Linked DNA regions of Homo sapiens: all the other regions are linked to region 2. Evidence: chromatin contacts called from ENCODE Hi-C or POLR2A ChIA-PET data. All regions are on one chromosome and are shown on one strand. The core of a region is the stretch at or near the end of the contact, and the rest is flanking DNA. Distances in the headings are between cores, read along the strand shown.

The links. A loop is a pair of places that touch in the nucleus more often than their neighbours do. ChIA-PET counts read pairs that join two places held with the same protein, here RNA polymerase II (POLR2A). Pooled maps may share reads with other maps.
Region 1: POLR2A ChIA-PET joins it to region 2 with 21 read pairs in PC-9. The contact joins the enhancer-like site here to the promoter of SNHG25 in region 2. POLR2A ChIA-PET finds 5 or more read pairs at or near these places in 2 of 52 experiments (PC-9 and activated CD4-positive, alpha-beta T cell).
Region 3: a pooled map shows a loop between it and region 2 (4-fold over the local background). The contact joins the enhancer-like site here to the promoter of SNHG25 in region 2. A Hi-C loop is called at or near these places in 2 of 50 pooled maps. POLR2A ChIA-PET finds 5 or more read pairs at or near these places in 9 of 52 experiments (CD4-positive, alpha-beta T cell, HCT116, WTC11 and 4 more).

The regions. Positions count from the first base shown.
Region 1 is chr17:64,376,594-64,379,293 of GRCh38, reverse strand. It overlaps PECAM1 (platelet and endothelial cell adhesion molecule 1), which reads left to right. Exons shown (of 16, transcript NM_000442.5): 3 at 1,177-1,470. Among named protein-coding and RNA genes, the nearest start is that of PECAM1, 13 kb to the left of the region's middle. Within about 2 kb of position 1,378, at least 3 of the 41 ENCODE cell types and tissues checked have a DNase peak (open chromatin) inside an H3K27ac peak, as active enhancers do; they include PC-9, where a contact is called at or near this core.
Region 2 is chr17:64,144,532-64,147,231 of GRCh38, reverse strand. SNHG25 (small nucleolar RNA host gene 25) reads right to left here and starts at 1,262. Exons shown (of 2, transcript NR_132278.1): 1 at 1,232-1,262; 2 at 923-1,002. SNORD104 (small nucleolar RNA, C/D box 104) reads right to left here and starts at 1,154; the gene lies at 1,075-1,154. SNORA50C (small nucleolar RNA, H/ACA box 50C) reads right to left here and starts at 893; the gene lies at 761-893. TEX2 (testis expressed 2) reads left to right here. Exons shown (of 12, transcript NM_001288732.2): 12 at 1-5. RefSeq lists enhancers at 834-1,043, 1,021-1,575.
Region 3 is chr17:64,346,878-64,349,577 of GRCh38, reverse strand. It overlaps PECAM1 (platelet and endothelial cell adhesion molecule 1), which reads left to right. Exons shown (of 16, transcript NM_000442.5): 13 at 1,256-1,318. Among named protein-coding and RNA genes, the nearest start is that of PECAM1, 43 kb to the left of the region's middle. Within about 2 kb of position 1,282, at least 8 of the 41 ENCODE cell types and tissues checked have a DNase peak (open chromatin) inside an H3K27ac peak, as active enhancers do; they include CD4-positive, alpha-beta T cell, where a contact is called at or near this core.

The DNA.
Region 1 (2,700 bases), core at 129-2,628, 230 kb before region 2:
TGAATTCTATTGACAGCCTATGGTTACTGGATATAAGCCAATTCTGTTCTGGGGACTTGCCAGAAATGACACAATTGGCCAGTTGACCCACAGCCTAGTTCCTAGCAGAGATTGGATAGCTGATTGAGCATTGTGGCTGTTTTGAGGCTTGACCAGAGATTCCTGCCGTTGGCAGAGGGGAATCTGTAGTCTTTGCTTCTTGGTAGCAGGTGAGGCTGAAAACGCAAGTAGCAGGCTAAAAACTGGTTTCAAGTCCTCACCATCTGGTGAAACCTCAGAGCCCATCAGATAGAAAATGCCAGCTGGGACTGTGCTAATTCGGTAAGGCCTGGGTGGAGAAGGAGGGCCTGGGCACGACCATCTGGTTTCGGAATGGAGGTAGCAGTCATTTATTAAGCACTTAATGTATATCGGGCACTGTACAGGAGACGTTCTGGCTGTTCTCCTGTACATTTCCTGCAAAGACCTAATGAGATATGATTACTCCATCCTACAGGTAAGGAAACTGAGCTCAGAGAGTCTAGCTGCCCAGGGTCACACAGTAAATGATGAGCCAGGACTTGAACACTTGACTGCTTGAATCCTGTACTCCCTCCAGGGGCCAAGATGTGGCAGCTCACAGAATGCCTATATCTTTTTTTTTTTTTGTCTTTTGAGACAGTCTCACTCTGTCGCCCAGGCTGGAGTGCAGTGGTGAGATCTCACCTCACTGCAACCCCCGCCTCCCAGGTTCAAGTGATTCTTGTGCCTCAGCCTCTCAAGTAGCTGGGATTACAGGCCTGCACCACCAAACCTGGCTAATTTTTGTATTTTTAGTAGAGAGGGGGTTTCACCATGTTGGCCAGGCCAGTCTCTAACTGCTGACCTCAGGTGATCCACCCACCTTGGTCTCCCAAAGTGCTGGGATTATAGGCGTGAGCCACCATACCTAGCTCTACATCTTTATCACACTCTGTTCCTTTGCCTTGGTGGGAAAAGTTGCAGCTTAGTACCAACTGCCTCCTGCTTGAGCCACTGTGCACAGTTACTATCAGCCTGGCCCTGTAGGCACGTAGAACCCCTGGACTCAATACTGCATAGGATGGGATAAGACCACATCTGATGTGGTGAAGGTCACCGGGATGATGTTGTTTCTGAGATAACAGGTATGTCTGCCTTCCTTCCCTTTGCATTTAGCTTTCACAATCAACAGTGTTGACATGAAGAGCCTGCCGGACTGGACGGTGCAAAATGGGAAGAACCTGACCCTGCAGTGCTTCGCGGATGTCAGCACCACCTCTCACGTCAAGCCTCAGCACCAGATGCTGTTCTATAAGGATGACGTGCTGTTTTACAACATCTCCTCCATGAAGAGCACAGAGAGTTATTTTATTCCTGAAGTCCGGATCTATGACTCAGGGACATATAAATGTACTGTGATTGTGAACAACAAAGAGAAAACCACTGCAGAGTACCAGGTGTTGGTGGAAGGTGAGTCCTTGGAACTGAGCACAGGCAAGCAGATGGAGCATAGCACACAGTGGCGTGAATAACAGCTGTGAATGAATAGTGACACTGGACTTAACTCTCCACCCATCACCCTCTCATTCATCTGCCTGGCATTTTCCTTACCTGAATACGTAAGCACTAGACATATTCCCAATAGGCCAGGCCCTTCCTTCCTTCCTTCCTTCCTTTCTTTCTTTGATGGAGTCTCACTCTGTCACCCAGTCTGGAGTGCAGTGGTGTGATCTCGGCTCACTGCAACCTCTGCCTCCCAGGTTCAAGCGATTCTCCTGCCTCAGCCTCCCAAGTAATTGGGATTACAGGTGTGTGCCACCACACCTGGCTAATTTTGTATTTTTAGTAGAGATGGGGTTTCACTGTGTTGGTCAGGCTGGTCTCGAACTCCTGACCTCAAGTGATCCACCTGCCTTGGCCTCCCAAAATGCTTCTTCATCTCGTCTCATAAATTAAAATTTCTTCTTCAAGACTCAACTCAATGATGTCTTCTCTTTCCAAAACAAAATGGGTCTACCCCAGGGTGCCAGTCAGTACAGCTCTGATGCTCTCTCTACATTCAATGGTATTTGTGTGTATAAAGGCCACAGCGGTGTGTTAAGACACCTCGTTCTGCAGTCACTCTGCCTGGGTTTCAATCTGGGCAAGTCCCTTAACAGCTCTAAACTTCAAAATCCTCACCAGTAAAAGGAAGATAACAACGATACCCATTTCAGGCAATTATTGAGAGGGTTAAAAGTGTCATGTGGGTAGAGTGCTTAGCAAAATTTCCAGCACCTAGTGAGTTCCTAATAAATAGAAATGTATTTATTTATTTTGAGACAGAGTCTTCCTCTGTCACCCAGGCTAAAGAGCAATGGCGCGACCTTGGCTCACTGCAACCTCTGTCTCCTGGGTTCAAGCGATTCTCCTGTCTCAGCCTCCCAAGCAACTGGGATTACAGGCACGCGCCACTGTGCCTGGCTAATTTTTTGTATTTTTAGTAAGGATGGGGTTTTACCATGTTGGCCAGCCTGGTCTCGAACTCCTAACTTCAAGTGATTTACCCACCTTGGCCTCCCAGAGTGTCAGGATTACAGGTGTGAGCCACCATGCCCGGTCCACAAATATTCTATTTCACTCAGTATTGCCATCCATTCTTACACATCTGTCTGCTCTTCTGGATAGTGAAATTGTAAAGACAGAGATGGTGTTTGGTTT
Region 2 (2,700 bases), core at 13-2,512:
TGAAAGTTCGTAACTGAGGGGGTAGGGCAGTGGTGCTCCTGGGCTGCAGTTTACACCCTTCATTGTCTAGTATAATGTTAATTCGGGACACCTTCATTCATCGAATGTCCATGTAGTGAACGCATACGTGCATCCTTGCCCACCATTGCTGCCCTGTACTCAGAACTGATGCACCTTTCACTGGAGCCCTTGTGGAAGATCTTTTACCAATCACTGAATCTGGACTGTGTAACTAGGTGTCTATGTTGTCCCCAACCATATATAAAATCTAATTCACCTTCACAACCGCCCTATAATTTTGAACTGTTTAGGAGTGACAGATTAACCTGCCCAAAGCTTTAGTCCCATGCTTGTCAGTACTCCTGCATGGTTATTTGTAAACAGGTCGATTACCCTTTAGTCAGGAGTTAACTCAATGCAGTTCCACACCGAATCTGTTTATGTCAAGTACACAACAGCCCTGCAGACGCCATTCCACGCTGCCTTCAACTAAATCTGCGCGTCTGATGGCAGACGCGACAGCCTGGGACTTATGTCGAACTCACGGCGAAGGCACAGCGCGCGCGATACACTCAGGGAAGGCTGGGCTGGGGAACGTATGGGAGCAGAGGGGCACTCCTTACGCATCAAGAGTCCGCGTATCCCCGTCAGCCACCGCCCCCCTAACACGCCATTCCAGCCTTGGTATTACGGATTGAGGCCTGTCGTGGCAAAACAGCTGGAAAATTGCCCAGCCTAGCAGCCGGACAGTCAGGTTACTTCTTGTCGCTCGCGGTTAAAAAGGCCGCCCGCGGGAGGCCAGGCGGCCCCAGTTATGCGCAAGCACATGCTCTAGCGCTGCAGATTGACCCCCGGCGCCACGAGGAAGCTCGGCGGGGGCTCAAAGACAGCGCGTCGCCAACGACACACACCGACACCAGGGTTGGGTTCAAACCACTTTATTGACGGGAATGGGGTGGCAAAGCAGCAAGGACGATGACATCCGACGTCCTCGGCTGGGAGCTACAAGAACGAGAGTGATAGATCAGCGGGTGTGCGCGCGCCCGCCCGCCAGCCCCCTCCCAGCTCCGCTCGGGCAGGCTCAGACTCCAGTTCGCATCACCCGCGTCAGCAGTCTAACACGTGCTTTAATTGGAATGTCATCACAGCAGGCCGGCCCCCCTACGCCTCCCTGCTCCCGAGCCACGACCTCCGGGGCCCACCCAGCCAGACGACCCGCCAGGAATACAACCTGACCTCCCGGAACCTGCAGGCGCTGAAAGACAGGGGAGCGTCGATGGCGTTCTTTTAAAGGAGCAGACCAGCGCTGATGGGCGGGCTTTACTGCCATTAACCAATAGCAAGTTCACCTTGCGACCACGTGCGCGTAAAGTTGTCTGGTGACTGGTAGTCCTTGCTGAGTCCTCCAGAGGATAGATGGGTCACATACCAACCATAGAGATGGGAGTCGCTCAGTCTCAAATCCATTTGCGTTTCAGCGACTCCACCGCCAGCTGGTAATGAGCGCATCTCTCCGCAGTACGCAAAAGAAAACTTCACCAAGAGCAGGCGACGATGATGCCTAACTTGGATGACATGTTCTGTGCCAGGAGCTAGGATAGGAGTTGAGAATGGAAAGTTAAAAACTGTCCCCAAGTGCAAAATAACCTGTCGTGGTAGAAAGAGCTTGTATTGAAAATGGACCGATCTGCACCACATCCTGACTTTGTGATGCGTTCGCTCTGTGACCTTGCTCAGTTAACCTTTCTGAGATTCAGTTTCTGGAAATTAGGAATACCCCCCCGCCGCCCCCCCCCAACACACACACACCGCGAAAAAAAAAAATTGTAAGGATTCGGTGAATTAATGCCAATTGCCTGGCACATTCTAAGTGGTAAACAAAGGTATTTAAAGGGCAGAGTGATGTGAAAAACTTCCTGGGATTGCAAAACTTTAATAAATACTAACATAGCGCTATGAACAGCCTACTGTAGAAGCCCAAAGGACAGAAAGCCTGACTTTGGGAAAGCTTCGCAGAGTTGATTGAGCCTGTTCCCCGGACATACAGGTGGATGAATGATAGTTTGCTTAACTGGGGGAGGACACAGTACACCAGCAGTCACAGTCGCCGGTTATCTTTATTGCCTCCCTGTTTTCCTTGGGAATTCTTTTCCTTTTTTTCCTCTTAATACGGAAAATTTATTGTTTTGTGTGTGTGTGTGTATGTGACAGTGAAATCATTTCACCCTATGGGTTTGTAGTTGAATGGGCTCTTATTTTCCTTATTTTCTATATAGACTTTAAATTCAAAAAATTCCTCTTTGGCCGGGCGCGGTGGCTCACGCCTGTAATCCCAGCACTCTGGGAGACGGAGGCGGATGGATCAGGTCAGGAGTTCAAGAACAGCCTGGCCAACATGGCGAAACCCTGTCTCTACTAAAAATACAAAAATTAGCCGGGCGTGGTGGCAGGCCCCTGTAATCCCAGCTACTCAGGAGGTTGAGGCAGGAGAATCGCTTGAACCCGGGAGGCGGAGGTTGCAATGAGCTGAGATCGCGCCATTACACTCTAACCTGAGCAACAGAGCGAGACTCCATCTCAAAAAAAAAAAAAAAAACCTCTTTAATCCAAAGCAATAATGACTTTGACAAGTGTTTAGTAGTCTCTATTTATTTTTGTTGCTGTTTTAACTTTCGTTATCTCAACATTTATTACATTATG
Region 3 (2,700 bases), core at 33-2,532, 200 kb before region 2:
CTTACTCTGTCACCCAAGCTGGAGTACGGTGGCACAATCTTGGCTCACTGCAGCCTCCGCCTCTCGGGTTCAAGCCATTCTCGTGCCTCAGCCTCCCAAGTAGCTGGGATTACAGGTGTGTGCCACCATGCCCAGCTAATTTTTGTATTTTTAGTATTGGTGGATTTTTACCATGTTGGCCAGACTGATCTCGAACTCCTGACCTCAGGTGATCTGCCCGCCTCAGCCTCCCGAAGTGCTGGGATTACAGGCATGAGCCACCACACCCAGCCTGAAATGTATCTTTGACTGCAGAATCATTGTTTTGGTAGCTGATGAGAATCCCTATTCTTTAGGGCTTTAAAAACAAAACAGTAATGTTATTTTTGACTTGAAGACAAACTACTTTTCTAGCTTTCACCTTAGTACCCTGAGTGATTTCATTCACGTGTATGCCTCACACTCTCCAAGTATTTTTAGGGTAGTGACCCCTGTTCCCCATTTCCCGAAATCCTCTCAGTCTTGGAGGTAGCTTTGTTTGCCTGTGGCTGTGGAGAAGGCTTCCAGCATCTTGAGTGAGACTGAATTGGGAGAACTGCTGGGGCTGATACTGGGCTGTTTTCTGTCTCTACTGACCTGTTCCAAGTCCCCCCACTGTAGAAACAGGGACCTAGGCCAGAGGGTCCCTCCACATCCTGGTAACAGAGGAGTCAGGGAGGAAACCATGGGCCCCGAGGCCCTGTATCTGCCTCTGGGACCAGTGCGGGGTTCGTACTCCCTTCCTCATCCCGAATGGAATTAAGCCTGTGTCTGGCTGCCCCCTCAAAATACAGAATACTTTAATAACCTGAATGAAAATCTAGCCGGGGGCAGTGGCTTATGCCTGTAATCCCAGCACTTTGGGAGGCTGAGGTGGGCGGATCGCTTGAGGTCAGGAGTTCAAAACCAGCCTGGCCAATATGGTGAAACCCTGTCTCTACTAAAAATACAAAAATTAACCCCGTCTCTACTAAAAATACAAAAATTAGCTGGGCATGGTGGTGCACACCTGTAATCCCAGCTACTCAGGAGGCTTAGGCAGGAGAATCACTTGAACCCGGGAGGTGGAGGTTGCAGTGAGCTGAGATCACACCACTGCACTCCAGCCTGGGTGAAAGAGTGAGACTCTGTCTCAAAAAAAAAAAAAAAAAAGAAAAGAAAGTCTCTACTTCTATGATCTGAGGTGCCCACAAGAGATTCCACCTAAACAACAAGCTGCTGTGGTTTCTTTGAGCAGAGCCTCTGAACTCAGACGTGCAGTACACGGAAGTTCAAGTGTCCTCAGCTGAGTCTCACAAAGGTAAGTGCCACTCGAGTGAGTCCCCAGGCATTGCCTTTGGCTTGGGTTTAAACCCCAGTGGTGGCGGGGGTGCTGTGTTCAGTGAGAAGAGTCTGTGCACCCTCAGTCGCTCCAAAGGAAGTGATTAGCAGACCTACCGGCCTGCTAAGACTGGAAGGAGCAAAGGCCCCTGGCCCTGGCCCTGTCTCTGAGCTGTAAAATTTCAATAATTTAAAAGAAAAAAAGAAAAGGCCAGGCACTGTGGCTCACACCTGTAATCCTAGCACTTTGGGAGGCCAAGGCGGGTGGATCACCTGAGATCAGGAGTTCGAGACCAGCCTGACCAACATGATAAAACCCCATCTCTACTAAAAATACAAAAATTAGCCGGCTCTGGTGGCGCACACCTGTAATCCCAGCTACTCAGGAGGCTGAGGCAGGAGAATCACTTGAACCCGGAAGGCAGAGGTGGCAGTGAGCTGAGATTGCGCCACTGCATTCCAGCCTGGGTGACAGAGTGAGACTCCATCTCAAAAAATATATATATATATATAAAATATATAATATATATAATATATAAATATAAATACATATATAATATATATGTTTTCTTTGTGTATAATATATATTTTATAATATTTTATATATTTTTATTTTTTATTTTTATATATTTTATATATAATATTTTTATATTTATATTATTTATATATTTTTTATTTTATATATATATATATATTTTTTTTTTCTTTGTTGAGACGGAGTCTCACTCTGTGCCCAGGCTGGAGTGCAGTTGCGAGATCTCAGCTCACTGCAACCTCTGCCTCCGGGTTAAAGCGATTCTCCTGCCTCAGCCTCCCGAGTAGCTGGGATTACAGGCATGCACCGCCACAGCCGGCTAATTTATTTATTTTTTTTTTGTATTTTTAGTAGAGATGGGATTTCACCATGTTGGCCAGCGTGAACTCGAACTTCTGACTTCAAAAGATCCACCCCCCTCAGCCTCCCAAAGTGCTGGGATTACAGGTGTGAGCCACCACACTCGGCCTCAATAATTTTAAAAATTAATTAAAGAAAAATAGAGACAGGGTTTCGCCATGTTGCCCTGGCTGGTCTCAAATTCCCGGGCTCAAGCAATCTGCCCACTTTTGTCTCCCAAAGTGCTGGGATTACAGGCGAAGCCACCACACCTGGCCATTTTTGATAATTATTAGTTATGATACTACTAATAATAGGTAAGATTTATTGAGCACTTACTAAGTGCCAGGGAATTAGGAAGTACTGAGCAATTTGTCCCTTCCAGAGGTAGACCCCCTGCCAAACCCAGTGTGTTCCTAAAGTTGCTTGTGCAGACTGAATGTGTGTCAATCAAATGCATGTTTCAAGATATCGAGTGCTTTGCCATT